Regions from separate parts of the Homo sapiens genome. Here region 2 is linked to region 1. A link is a contact called in ENCODE Hi-C or POLR2A ChIA-PET data. All regions are on one chromosome and are shown on one strand. Each heading gives the region's core, a stretch centred on a gene start or an enhancer-like site at or near the end of the contact. The rest is flanking DNA. Distances are from core to core; before and after follow the strand shown.

Evidence for each region. Hi-C counts contacts between places; a loop is a spot of excess contacts on that map. ChIA-PET counts read pairs that join two places held with the same protein, here RNA polymerase II (POLR2A). Pooled maps may share reads with other maps.
Region 2: a map of mammary epithelial cell shows a loop between it and region 1 (4-fold over the local background). The contact joins two enhancer-like sites. A Hi-C loop is called at or near these places in 1 of 168 maps with a recorded cell type or tissue (mammary epithelial cell) and 1 of 50 pooled maps. POLR2A ChIA-PET finds 5 or more read pairs at or near these places in 1 of 52 experiments (OCI-LY7).

What each region holds. Positions count from the first base shown.
Region 1 is chr6:19,228,284-19,235,782 of GRCh38, forward strand. No RefSeq gene overlaps it. Among named protein-coding and RNA genes, the nearest start is that of TRQ-CTG1-1, 400 kb to the left of the region's middle. Within about 2 kb of position 3,733, at least 2 of the 41 ENCODE cell types and tissues checked have a DNase peak (open chromatin) inside an H3K27ac peak, as active enhancers do.
Region 2 is chr6:19,847,876-19,855,374 of GRCh38, forward strand. No RefSeq gene overlaps it. Among named protein-coding and RNA genes, the nearest start is that of ID4, 14 kb to the left of the region's middle. Within about 2 kb of position 4,016, at least 3 of the 41 ENCODE cell types and tissues checked have a DNase peak (open chromatin) inside an H3K27ac peak, as active enhancers do.

The DNA.
Region 1 (7,499 bases), core at 2,483-4,982:
GTATAGCTGCAGGATTAATTCCCAAATTGGAAATGGGTCAAAAGTTATACAAATTCATAATTTTGATAGGTAATATCAAATTGACTATTACAGGTTTTCCCAAGCTTTTTCACATCATAAAACTCATAGGAAATGCAACCATCAAATAACCCATGGGATAAACTTGAAAAGATTTAGAGCTGTATAAAAGATGACTTATGGCCAAAGGCAAGAAGCGTAGGAGCTGTAAATTGATCGGGATCCATCTAGCTGCCAGAGGGCTGAGGTGATCAATATCTCCCAGGACAGTGGTGGGAAAGCTCCCTGGCAATGCATGCTTCTATCAGCACTGTAGGACAATGCCTATGTCCCTCAGCATCACCAAAGGGGCCTTCTAAACTGTGGTATCTGAATTAACCTGATAGATGAAGAATGGTATATCTACGTGGTTTTACTGTATTAAAAGTGAACCTCATCTTTTTTTATATGTTTGAGCTGTCCATTCAATCTATTTCTTTTTTTTTTTTTCTATACAATTATCTTTTACTGTTAATTTGGGGAAGCTATTTATATATTAGGAAAAAGTATTCCTGTGTCTGTGGTAGAAATTGCAATTATTCCCTGCCCCATGTATATTCGTCTCTTTATTCATTATGTTATTGTTGTGTTGGTTTTTCTTTTTCATTTTTGCTTGAAGAAGTTTCTTTTCTGTTTTCTTATGTCATCTTTTATCATTTAGGTTTTGAGTTGTTGGTTAAAAGGGAATCCCCCACTTCAGATTTATGTATGGATTTTCCTATTTTTCCTACTATTTTAAAAACTTTTCTTAATTTTAATAAAGAAATGTGTTTATTTGGAATTATTCCTGATGTTTAGTGTGAGGTGTAGATTCCACCATTTTTTTTTTCCAGATGTGTAATACCAACATCATTTACTAAAAAGCCCATCTTTGTTTTCACATTTGGGAAGTGTTTTAATTTTTCTTCATGTTGGTTTCTACACTTTTATTACGTGTATTTCTAGAGGTATTGTTTTGCTGTTTTAAATATTTTCCCATTATATATTCTAACTCCTTGCTATTTGTACATAATAATCTATTACTTTATATTTAGTAACATTTTTACACTATAACTTTCCTGAATTCTCTCACTCTTTGTAGTGTTTAAGTTGATTATCTTGGGTTTTCAAATATACTATTCATGTCATCTCAACACAGTTACTGTTTACAGTGTTTACGCTTCTAATTTTCCTTCATTGTCTAATCATATTGACTAGTAATTCCAGTACTTTGTGGGATAGTAGAGGTGGTAGTCAACATCTTGATTTTGATTTCAGTAGTATGTCTCAACTGAGCATGATATTGACTTTTTGGATTGAGGTAAATATGTTTCCTATGCTTAAAAAGTGTGTATACATCCTTACTGACTGAATATTTTTGTGAAGAATGGCTGTTATGCTTTGTCAAATGTCTCTTTGACATATATGAAAATGATCACAATGTTTCTTCAACATTATAAGCTATGTATTAACACATTTCTGAATAACAAACCATCCTTGTACTTAAAGAAACACTGTATTGAGGTATGAATACATACAAAAAGCTGTACATATTTCACATGTACAACTTGATGACTTTGGAGTTAAGAATACACCAGTGAAACCATCACTACATCAATTATCATATCTCTCTCTTCCAAAAAGGCTTCTCCCACCATCTTTGTTTACCTATATTTGTGATAAGAACACTTAACATAAGATCTACCCTTTTGGCAAAATTTTCAGTATACAATACCATACTGTTAATTATGGACATGATGCTGCACAGTAGATCAGTAGAAATTATTCATCTTGCATAGCTAGAACTTTGTACCTTTTGAAAAGTATCTCCTTGTTTCCCCTTCCCCTCAGACCCTGGCAACCATCATTTTACTGTCTGCTTCTATGAGTTTGACTATTGTAGATTTCTCATATAAATAGGATCATGTAGTATTTGTCCTTCTGTGTCTGGCTTATTTCACCTAGCATAATGCCCTCCAGGTTCATTCATGTTGTTGCAGATGGCAGGATTTCCTTCTTCTTAAAGGCTGAATAATACCACATTGTCTGTGTATACCACATTTTCTTTATCCATTTATCTGTTCGTGTACATTTAGGTTGTTTCCACATCTTGACTGTTGTGCATAATGATGCGATCAACGAGCATGTGAATGCAGATATTTCTTAAAGATTCTAATTTTATTTTCTTTGAGTAAATACCCAGAAGTGGAATTGCTGGATCATATGGTAGTTATACTTTTCATTTGAGAATGCTGCATCCTGTTTTTCTTAATGGCTGTACCAATTTACATTCCCACCAACACTGTGCAAAGACTCCTTTTTCTCCACATAGTCGCTAACACTTGTTATCTTTTGGTTTCTTTGATAATAGGCATCCTAATAGATGTAACATGATATTGATTTGCATTTTCCTGATGGTTGTACTTCTAAAATCTTCTTTCAAAATAATGATTCTTTTTACATACTTTTGAATTTCATTTGCTAAAAATTTTAGAATGTTTTTGTTATTATTGATAACAGATTAATCTATATAGTTTTTTTTGTGTGCACATCTTTATCAGGTTTCATTACCAATTTTATACCCCCTTTCCAAAATGAATTGAGATTTTCTTTTGTCTAGTCTTTTCCAGAACAATTTAAATAGCATTGGTATTATTTGCTTTTAAAATATTTGAATTCCTTTATGAAACTGTCCAAATCTGCCACTTTGCTGGGAATAACCTTTGCATAATTTTGTCTATTGCCTTTATTGAAGTAGTTCTGTTTAGATTTTCTGTCATTTGTGTTGTCATTTTGTGTAAATCATATTTTTTTCATCCAAGCTTTTCAATTTAGAATTCTTATGAATCTTTAATTTCTTCTATTCCTATGTGGTCATTTCCTTTTTACTATCTGGTTGTGTGTTTCATTGCTTGTTTGTTTTTAATTGCAGTTTTTTTCTTTTTCTTGATTAAGTTAGATAATATTTTACTATTTTTTTCAAAGAAACATCTTTTGTTTTTATATACCAAATCCATCATTTTTCTAATTACTAGAATTAGAAAATACAGGCCATAGGGTCTCTGTCACAACTGTGCCATTATAACATGAAAGTAGCTGTAGATCATTTGCAGATGAGCGAGTATGACTGCATTCCAGAAAAACTTTATTGTAGATTCTGCATCCTAAATTTTATACAATTTTCACGTGTTGAACTATTATCCTCTGATTTTTTTCAACAATTAAAAAATGCGAAAACCATATTTTGTAGGTCATATGAAAACAGGCATTGAATGAGATTTGGCATAAGCTGTGGTTTGCTGGTCTCTATTTCATCTGCTGTATCTTTAGACATTCATTTCTTTATATGGTATCTATTGGTTCCTTAATGTGAATAGTAAAAACTTTCCTGTATTTTCTTCCTGTACCCTTCTTTCTTCAATGTTATTCTGTCAACATTTTCTTTCTTTTACTTCATACTGTTAAATAAGAATGTACTTCCATTGTGTGAGTTATGAACATTTATTGACAAGCTTTGACCCTAAGTGATCATAGATAATGCAACTTATAAATGTATCCACCTTCTTTTCAATATTTTTCTTCAACTTTTTTGGTGTATAATATTTATATAGTCAGAATATACAACAATTTATTTGCCACATTCTACTCTCCAGAGTCTATGCCAACTCCCCAGAACCAAGCCAGCTCCCAGAGGCATTCTGGACCCAGGGTTCTTGGCACAAAATTTCCAAAAGACAGAGGGTCCCTTTGAGCCATGTCCTGGAACCTGAAACCAAGCCAAAATAGCTTTGAGAGAGAGAGCGTGCGTGGCAAAGCAGCTTCAGAACATTTTGTGTCATATATTTGCTGCTAGCCTCTTTGCTTTATAATCTTTTAAACTTTATTTTTTCCTCCTGAATGTTTTAGTCTGTTATTGTTAGTCATTTCAAAGAGGCTCCTATTAAAGCTTTTGTGAGGCTAGACTCTCATTCCTCTCCATGGCTTCCCGCTCAGCACTCTGCCTCTGCTCTCTCTAGCTCTGTTTACTTATAAGCTTGCTTTTGGCAGTCAGTTAAGTTTATTTTACATTTTACTGAAGTGTGAGGGGAAATACTGATAGAAAAACTAAACAAAATTCCTCACAAAATGGTATCACCCGAATGAGCAAAGTACCTGAAAGAGTCAAACATCCGGGTGCCCAGAACTTAAAGCCTGATTTTTCTTCCCTATAAGGCACCCTTAGCCTTTCTTCCTGCTCTGGCTGGTGATAAGATCATCTGAAAATTAATCAGTAGTGGAGAGGGGCCTGTATTCATTGTCAACCCACATTGCAAGTCTGGGTCTCTGCTTCCCCATGTTTCTTGTCTGTATTGCCATAAGCTTATCAGAATAGGGTGTACAAACTCCTTTGTTGCTGCTTTAAAGAAATGGAAATGCTAGATCTTCTATTAAGTTAAAGGGAAATTTTTCCTACTCCTGACCCAGCTATCAATGATTATTGTAAAATAACATCAAAGAATTTATCCCTTAATATAGTCATGTGTCTCACCATAAGATGTATGTTTTCAAAGAAAAATTACAGTAGCCATATATAAAACTAAAGGTACATAAAATGATAGTGAACACATAAGTTTACATGATTTTTCATGGCAATTCTAGTAGAGTTGACATTAAGCAGACAAGAATGTGGAGATATATATGATTATATAAAGAGATACACACACATATGTCTTTCTTTAAATATTTCAATAGCTGATATACATTCTTATAATCTTTTTGGAGTAATGTGGCAATTTAACACAAAGGAAAAATATAATTTATAAGAGCAAATACAGTCATCTGAAAAGATTATTCCCAAAGGATATAAAAAGGGGCTGAATGTTATCTGTGAAACAGAGGAGGAAGAACAAGAACTTAGAAATATTGGTGAAAATAAAAATACAGACAGACTAAGGGACCCTACATAAGAAATTGGAATAACCCATGACAAAGATGTTGTACAAAGTAGACGCCAGCTCTGTTTCCAGCTTTCTACATCCCCGAGTACAACTTAATGTCTTCATGTGAATTTTAGTGTGTCTTTTTTTTACAATAAAATTATCATGGGTTATCGATAACACATTATGTTACTGGCCTGGGCCTTCCACATTCAGGGGTATTTCAGATGTCCACTGAGATATAGATACCACTGCTGAAATTCATTTCCCTGAGAAATGCAATAGTATTAGTCAAAGTAGCTATATAATGGTGAAGTAACAAACATTCCTAAAATATTAGTGTCTTATAACAACAAAAGTATGCTCTGGCTACCTGTCCATTTTGAATTTACTGTGGAATCTATTCCACATCTCTTTACTCCAGGTCCCAAGCTGGGAGCCCTGTCTGTAACAGGAGTATAGCTAGATCCTCTGATGGCAGAAAGTAGGAAGTGTACAGAATCTCAAACTGTCTCCTAGCACTTGTACTCAAATTTCACTTTCCAAAAACAACTTAAAATAACACGCCCAACATCAAGGAGATAGGGAAATGCAATCTTAGCAAGTAACTGGAATGAGGAAAGCTACATTATCATTGAGCAGCCCTAGTGCCTACCTGAAATGAACACTTTGATCATATTTCCATTGTATTTTTATGTTACTAATAAGAACAAAGAAATTTAAACTATTAAATGTTATAGTTCATTAAATTTTAACTATTTAATTTGATCTCCCAAAGTTAAAAATAAAACCTTCTAGGATATATTTTAAATGAAATGTGGTAACTTCCAACAAGAAGATAGAAAACATAGGCTGAAAAGATTTGGAGTAGTAAGAGAAATTTTGTTAAGACACTTCTCCCCTATTTTCCCTATAGAACAAAAGCCTTAATCTGCAGAGGGAAGGGGGAAGGGCAACAAGTACCATTGCCTATTGCAAATAGGAGAAGAGAATGGGAAAATAATCTCTATCCCTCAGGAAGGGGCAGGAATACAGGCTGAGCTCAGGACTACATGGTCAGTGGTGAAACCCAGAAACACAAGATGTAGGTACTTGATGATGACCTAAGAGTGAAGCTTAGTCAAAACAGAGAATGCCCCAATCTTCCATGACAGGCTAACCAGCATGTAGAAAGAAGTAACTTTCAAGAAATAGACCCTCTCTATACGTGGCATTAAGGAAAGACTAAAAGCTGATATTTGAGTAGATACTGAAAATAAAGAGGGTAAAAACCTTCAGGCAAAATAGTCCCCACTCTAACACAAAGCATCACTAGAAGAATATGTGGTGCACTGAGGATAACCATTGTAAAAACAAACCTAAAACACAGCTCAACTTCTAATTAGATTAACCCTAACCTCTCCACAATAAAATCCTCGCAAAAGAAAACTATGCTCATTTCCAAGAAAAAATGCTGTGTACCTCAGCCTTTACTACAGTACACAAAATTTCAAGTCTTCAGTAAAAAGTACAAAGCATAAGAAAAATAAAGAAAAAAGTCCAGCACATTCCTAAGAAACAAAGCAATCCTTAAAAGCAGACTCAGATATGACATAGAGATTGGAACTATCTGCCAAGGAGTGTCAATTAAATATGATTCAGATATTAAAAGGTCTAATTGAAAAGGTAAATAACATGCAATATCAATTGGGTAATTTCAGCAGAGAGGAACAAACTGTAAGAAAGTATTAATTAGAAGTGCTAGAAATGAAAAATAGAGTAATGGAGTAAAGAACACCCTTAACAGGTTCATAGCAGAGTTGACATAGTCAAGGTATATTCATTTGGTAAGGCTGCCACAAAAAAGTAGCACAGACTGAGTAGCTTAAAAAACAGAAATTTATTTTCTCACAATTCTGTAGTCAGAAGTCTAATATTAAGGTGTTGGTAGAGTTGGTTTCTTCTGAGGTTTCTTGGGGCCAGGGATCAGGGGCAGACAATTCAGCTCATAACATAAGAAAGATATAGCAAACTTCAAGATACACTCATAAAAATTACAAAAACTGAAACTAAAAAAGAAACTTCAACAGAAAAGCTCATTCAAGAGCATATGTAATTTTATATTACAAAAAATATATGTAATTGGAATCTCAGAAGAAAAAAACAGAGCAGAGAAAAAATAATAATGATGAAGAATTTTTTTTTAATTAGACAGAGATCAAACCTCAGACATAAGAAACTCAGGAAACCCCTAGCAGGAAAAATACCAAACATACAAGCATGCATGTACACCACACCACACCTATGGCTATAATATTCAAACTGATTTTTTTTTTAAGGCAAAGAAAATCTTGAAATAAGTCAGAGAAAAAGACATTATCTTGACAAGAATGAGGATAAGAATTAAAGCAGCTTTTAGTCAGAAACCATACAAACTAGAAAACAAGGAAGTAAAATATTTAAACGTCTGAAAGAAAAAGAATGCTGTCAGTCAATAATTCCGTGTTTCTAAAAAATATTTTTAAATTCTTAAGAAAATAAGAACATTTTTCAGGTTAATAAAAATAA
Region 2 (7,499 bases), core at 2,766-5,265, 620 kb after region 1:
GTGGCAATAACAGCTCATGGGAAGAGGAAGTTGGTAACAGGAGATGCCCAAGAGGGAGCTGCTGCATACATGAGACCTTGGAGTGGGATCCTGGGACAGGTCTAGGGTCAAGATGTTGAGTCCTTCATACCCTTGATCTTCATTCCAATCTAGCTATGTGTCAAAACATTTATAATAACCCACTTTGTTCTCACACGCAATCATTGTTTTCTAAGCAAAAACCTAAAAGAAAGAATTTTTTTCACCCTCTTATATGTCCTTCCAAATCATTACCTTCTCTCTTTACCTCTATGTGATGTTTGGAGAAGCTAGTAGGCCTATATAGGTAGCCATGAGCAGCATTGCTTTAATGGTAAAGAGATTCTTCTGGAAAAACAAATTTAGAAAAAAAAATTTCATTTCCCCTAGTGTAGTATATCATCCTAAGGGATTGCCTACAACATGATGTAGAAAAAGAGGCTAAATGGTCTTATCTCAACTGCTGCATTTGCCTTAGAACTATCCTAATACATGGCTATCTAACACAAAAATACTAAATCCATGTAAAATTGGGATATGCTGTAATATAATAATACCTTAATTTCATATATTAGATTCCTTCTTCATAGAATTGTATACAATTTTCATGAATTAAAAAACAATGAAGAATAACTTCAATTCTTCCAAAATTGAATAAGATCTTTTATAAAGGAAAAATCAGAAAGTTTGCAGAATTAGATTCTGAGCTCTAACACTTACTGTGTGGCCTCAGGCAAGTTACTTAACCTCTCTGAGCCGTTCTAAAACTTTCTCTTATAATGATGACACAGTACTACTCAGCCCTGAGAGTCTCCCCTAACACAGTGTCAGGCACATGAGCTATTCAGTATTTGTAAGTTCCTCCCCTCTAATCATTTCTATCTGTATTCATCCTGCTGCTTCAAGGAGGTAGGTTTTCAGCAAGTCGCATGCTTGCTGAATAGGGACAGGAATGATTAGCATGTGCCTGCCCTCTTCCAGTATGAAAACAGGGTTAAGAAGAATAGAGGAGCAGGGTGTGTGTGTGTTCACTCCATATGGAGGACAAAGATTTCAAAAATGCACAAACATTTCAGGGAGAAGAGATTTTTAAGCCTTCCCAGTGCAGAAGCTATTTTCTGTTTCATTTATTTCTCTTCAGAATAAACCTGAAGTTCTGTGCGCACCGAAGACATAAATGACATAAATGTTGATGGAAGGAGAAGGATTTGAGGAAGGACGAGAGTCTGAGGAACAAGAAAGGACTGCAGTAGTGAAACAGCAGAAGAAACGAGGTGACGGCCTCCAGGAAATTAAAAGGGGGCCTTATATCTGTTGATTTTGCTGTTAACACGGTCAGATGGGATACTTGTTTGCTTTTTGATCCATTTTCTGATAGTTAACTAAGTGCTGTAGGACTGACATAAATGCTGAGGATGGGACAGAGGGAGGAACTCTACACATGAACTCCCATATTCAGGGCCAAGTCATCGGGCTACCCTAATAATAGTCTCCTGGTAGAAAACAATTCTGAAAACGAAAGACATAATAACAGAGTGGTACACAGTATGCCATGTGGTATTTAAGAGACAGACTAAGGTTGAAAACAACATAAAATTTATGTATTTCTTCATGACTTAGAAAAATGTACCTTTTATAATTTATGTTTAACATAATTTCTAGTGGCTATGCTTCCCTATAAACTAAAGCTGAGATTAATTCAACAGGATGGAGACACCAGTATTTGGGAGTTCATTATGTTCTTTGCAATAATTCAATGAATCAGAAAATAATAGAATTTTGAAATAAAATCCAATTCCCTCATTTTACCGAAAATGAAACTGAGGCTGTGACGCTTTAAAATATGCCTTTTGAGGCTGGGCATGGTGGCTCACTCCTATAATCCCAGCACTCTGAGAGGCCTAGGTGGGAGGAGCATGTGAGCCCAAGAGTTCCAGACTGTCCTGAACAACATAGCACAACCTTGTCTCTATAAAGAAAATTTAAAAAAATAACCGGGCATGGTGGCATGCGTCTATAGTTTCAGCTACTCAAAAAGCTAAGGTGGGAGGATCACTTGAGCCCAGGAGCTCAAGGCTGCAGTGAGCCATGATCGCGCCACTGCACTCCAGCCTGGGTGATGGAACAAGACACTGTCTCTACAAAAAAATAAAAATAAAATAAAATGTGTCCTTCATAAGATGACCTAACTTAGGGGCAGAGCTGCCAGCAAAATTTCAGGGCTTCCAACTCACAGTCAAGGAGACTTTATTGAGTTCAGTACATAGTAGAATCATTTATATTATCAGAGCATTTCTTTTTTTCAGTATTTATCTTAGGAGTTGTTTCTTTTAAAAATTCCTATTTGTTCTGATGCATATATTTCTTTTTTTTTACAGATCATTTTTCTCTTATAAAAATTCTGTAAACACAGCCATTCTTTCTGTATTTGTAATTTGAGGACCGACTGGAGTTATTCCTGAGAGGGCTATGTTCCTGAGAGAACAAAATTATTGTTTTTGAAACTCTAGAGAGAACTGCTCTGGCAAAAGAAATGTATCTTTTCATCTACAGTCATTCTGAGGTGAAAGATCTCATGATCACTCTGGACTATACAACCCACAAGCAGACTTCAAGGATACCTACAGGAACCCCAGAAGTCCTGATTGATCACACAGGCCCTAAAGACCCTATCAACTTGTTTATCAACTTGCAATTCTAATTTCCTGAGAGTAAAACACCAGTAAAAAATAATCTCCTCCCTCAATATTCTAGAGAATGCAAAGAAATACACAGTCACTGTAGACCTGTGAGCTTTTGCCAAGTTTGGTTTTCATTATTATACATATGAAGAGAATCATCTTCGCCAAAATCTATAAAGGGGCTGATTAACTCAGCTCTGTAGTAATTGTTTCATATTAAATCAGTCCAAAAGTTTAGGGCATGTTTCTCAGGAACTCTTTATCTAGCATCAGGTATGTATCTAAACAGTATAGTATCTGTTAATTTTGAAGTTATATAAAAAAAGAAAATGTGCATTTTCACACGTCTTAGTAGAAGCTCTTTACAGTTTATATAATCCAATGTTGATAGAGTAAAATTTTTTTATTCTTTCCAGTAATCAAAAAGTAGTCAAAATAAACAAAAGTTTCAACTTTTAGAGGTATCATTTTTTAGATTAGATTGCTTATATGGTTTGATGCTTTCTTAGAAGGTTGAATGATTCTAAAATGCTTTTAAGAAAAACATCAAGAATAAAAAGAATTACTTAAAACCAGGTCAAATAAAAAAAGATTATCAGAGATCTCATAAGGCTTGCAATATCATTTCAAGATTTATTTTAAAAGTAAGATTGCACTTTGTTCACTATTCTTCCCCTGCCAAAAGACACAGAACTTCCTTGTGAAACTGTGTTTAGGATCCATACCATAATATCATCTTTTCCAGGAAACTGAATCATAAAGAGGTCTATAGGGTGATCCTAGGAATGAAATCCCAAAATTCCGCAGGATGGGGCTAAGGTTTGTATTTTCAACCTGAGAACTTCAGGCTGCTTCTCCTTCAGCAACCTCCTCCTCTTCTCCACTGCAGCTCCCCCCAGCCTCCCTGAAGTCCCAGGGAGCTGGGGCCTGTCCTTCCTAACACAAACTTTCTTTCTTCTGGAAGTGCTGGAAAATCTCAGAGAGACTCACTGTCTCCCACATCCTGTAAATTTACCCAGGAGAGAAGCACTGTGCACACTTTGTGAGGAGGGTCGCGCTCATTGGAGAGACTCGGTGAAAGCAACGAGGAGACTGTACAAGCACACACGCAGCCTCTTCACCTCACACTCCACAGCTATTTCTCATGCACTCTGGCCTTAACTTTGCTGACCTTGCCACCGCAAGGTTTTATATCACTAAATAACAGAGCACGAGGCTGCCATGGTGGACAATCTGCCTGCACTTGCCCCTCCACATCACCAAAGCTCCTTAGATCCCATTCATCAAATATTTGCTTTTACACTTAAACACACAATTTATGAAACACAATTTCTGGTTCACCTAACCCTTGCATGACGTGAGTTTTGAAAAACCAGTAAATTTTCCTGCTGACATTCCTCAAGTTACACGCTTTCCTGGTCCTACAGGCAGTGCAAGTTATCTGCTGCCCTCTTTTGAATTTTAGGGCACACTGCACTCCTAAATAGGGCCTATTGCCTGAAGACAGCCTCTTTTCCCTGTCTAGGGGCTGCTTCAACCTTCTGGCTAATCCAGAGCCTACTGGAACAGCACTTTAACTCCCCTTTTGAGTGCTACTTTCTCTGCTGGTGTTCTTCCAAAGCAAAAGCAAAACCAATTTTATGAAGCAGCAAAAGAAGTATAAAGCATGCTATTACTTGTTCTTTTCTTTTTTCCCAGCTTATTGAGGTATAATTGACAAATAAAAATTCCATATATTTAAGGTATACAACTTGATGTTTTCACATATGTATACATTGTAAAATGATCATCGCAATCAAGCTAATTAACTTATCCAACACCTGATATCATTACCATTTGTGTGTGTATGTGTGTGCTGACAACACTTAAACGCTCTACCCTCTTATCAAATTTCAAGTATACTGCACAATATCATTAACTATTGCCACCATGTTGTACACTGGATTTCCAGAACTTATTCATCTTGCGTAACTGAAAATTTGTACCCGTTGACCAACATCTCCTTACTCCCCCAGCCTCTCCCCATAACTACCCTTCTAAACCTGCTTTGATGAGTTTTACCTTTTTACATTCCATATATAAGTGAGGTTATACAGTTTTCTGTTTCTGGTTTATTTCACTTAACATCCTCCAGGTTCATCCATGTTGTCACAAATAGGAGGATTTCCTTCTTTTTTAAGGTCGAATAATATTCCAGTATGTATATATACACTACATTTTCTTTACCTATTCATCCATTGACAGATGCTTAGGTTGTTTCCATAACTTCGCTATTGTAATTTCATTTCTTATCCGCCTGCCCCCTCTGGGCTGATCTATTAATTCCCCTAAAGTGTCTGCATGTAGTTCTGTTGATAAAGATACTGAAATGAAGAAGTATGCCAGAATACGATTTGCAAGCCTGTCCAGCTGAAGATAGCCATCCTTCCCAGACAGTAGAGGTTGAGGTTCTCACAGCAGTGACAGGTCACAGGGACATAGGCAGCCCTTCTAGGAAGTTAAACCTGCTGGGCTAGGCACGGCTCATTAACCCAGGTTTTGTGCAGACCTCCCCAACAACTGCTCTGCTGCAATGGGAGCATTCTCCAGTAACCATTGGTACCATGGCCCCTCCCTCAACCCCTCCCTCATAACGTCTCCCTGTGCTACCCTGACGTCCCTGGATAATCAACGCTCCTATTTCCTAGTGCCTACCAAACACGAGAAAGAACAGGTGAACATGACCCCTAAAAATAAAAAGAAAGAAACTATTGCCAACTTTTCCTCAAAATCATGCGGGGTTTTTTGGAGGACAAGAAGATAGCAACAATATAGTGCTGAGAAAAATCATAATATTGTGTCTGGAATTGGTGGGTTCTTGGTCTCACTGACTTAAAGAATGAAGCCGCGGACCCTCACGGTGTTACAGCTGTTAAAGTGGCGCGTCTGGAGTTCGTTCCTTCTGATATTCGGATGTGTTCAGTTTCTTCCTTTTGGTGGGTTCGTGGTCTCGTTGGCTCAGGAGTGAAGCTGCAGACCTTCGCGGTGTTACAGCTCTTAAGGCGGCGCATCTGGAGTTGTTGGTTCCTCCCAGTAGCCTTGTGGTCTCGCTGGCTTCAGGAGTGAAGCTGCAGACCTTCACGGTGAGTGTTATAGCTCATAAAAGCAGTGTGGACCCGAAGAGTGAGCAGTAGCAAGATTTATTGCAAAGAGCAAAAGAACAAAGTTTACACAGCGTGGAAGAGGACCCCAGAGGGTTTCCACTGCTGACTCGCGCAGCCTGCTTTTATTCTCTTATCTGGCCCCACCCACATCTTGCTTACTGGTAGAGCCGAGTGGTATGTTTTGAGGGCGCTGACTGGTGAGTGTACAATCCCTGAGCTAGACACAAAGGTTCTCCACGTCCCCACCAGATTAGCTAGATACAGTGTCCACACAAAGGTTCTCCAAGGCCCCACCAGAGTAGTACAGAGTAGATGCAGAGTGTGGATTGGTGCATTCACAAACCCTGAGCTAGACACAGGGTGCTGATTGGTGTGTTTACAAACCTTGAGCTAGATACAGAGTGCCGATTGGTGTATTTACAATCCCTGAGCTAGACATAAAGGTTCTCCAAGGCCCCACCAGAGTAGTACAGAGTAGATACAGAGTGTGGATTGGTGCATTCACAAACCCTGAGCTAGACACAGGGTGCTGATTGGTGTGTTTACAAACCTTGAGCTAGACACAGAGTGCTGATTGTTGTATTTACGATCCCTGAGCTAGAGGTAAAGGTTCTCCACGTCCCCACCAGACTCAGGAGCCCAGCTGGCTTCACCCAGTGGATCCCGCACCGGGGCTGCAGGCGGAGCTACCTGCCACTCTCACGCCGGCACTCCTCAGCCCTTGGGTGGTGGATGGGACTGGGTGCCGTGCAGCAGGGGGCGGCGCTCATCGGGAAGGCTCGGGCCGCACAGGAGCCCACGGAGCGGGTGGGAGGCTCAGGCATGGCGGGCTGCAGGTCCCGAGCCCTGCCCCGCGGGAAGGCAGCTAAGACCCGGCGAGAAGTCGAGCGCAGCACCGGTGGGCTGGCACTGCTGGGGGACCCAGTACACCCTCCTCAGCCGCTGGCCCGGGTGCTAAGCCCCTCATTGCCCGGGGCCGGCAGGGCCGGCCGGTTGCTCCGAGTGCGGGGCCGCCAAGCCCACGCCCACGCGGAACTCCAGCTGGCCTGCAAGCCCCGCGCGCAGCCCTGGTTCCCGCTCGCGCCTCTCTCTCCACACCTCCTTGCCAGCTGAGGGAGCCGGCTCCGGCCTTGACCAGCCCAGAAAGGGGCTCCCACAGTGCAGCGGTGGGCTTAAGGGCTCCTCAAGTGCTGCCAAAGTGGGAGCCCAGGCAGAGAAGGTCCCGAGAGCGAGCGAGGGCTGTGAGGACTGCCAGCACGCTGTCACCTCTCAGTATGACTGAGTCTAAGAATGTCTTATCAGAAAGTTGATTTCTATTTTTCTATGGCAATCTCTTTGTCTATCTGTCTCTCACAGGCATCTTTGAGCTCCCCCGACTCCCTATAGATTTTTCAGCTTGATCATAAAACATCATTCCCCTTTGACCTGTCTCTTTGCCATAGTAGTCTCATATTGCAAATGGCCATTACCTGGTCATCGAGAGGGAGGAGTGATCTCACTGCAGCTCCAAATAGGGGAAAAAAAATGAATGGCACTGTCCTTCTCCCAGCAAAACAAATGCTGAAATTGTCGGATGGTCCAATCAGGCCACTAGAAGATTAAAATGCACCAAAAAAATACAGACGCCTTCCCAAACCAGTGGGCAAATGTCCCTCTG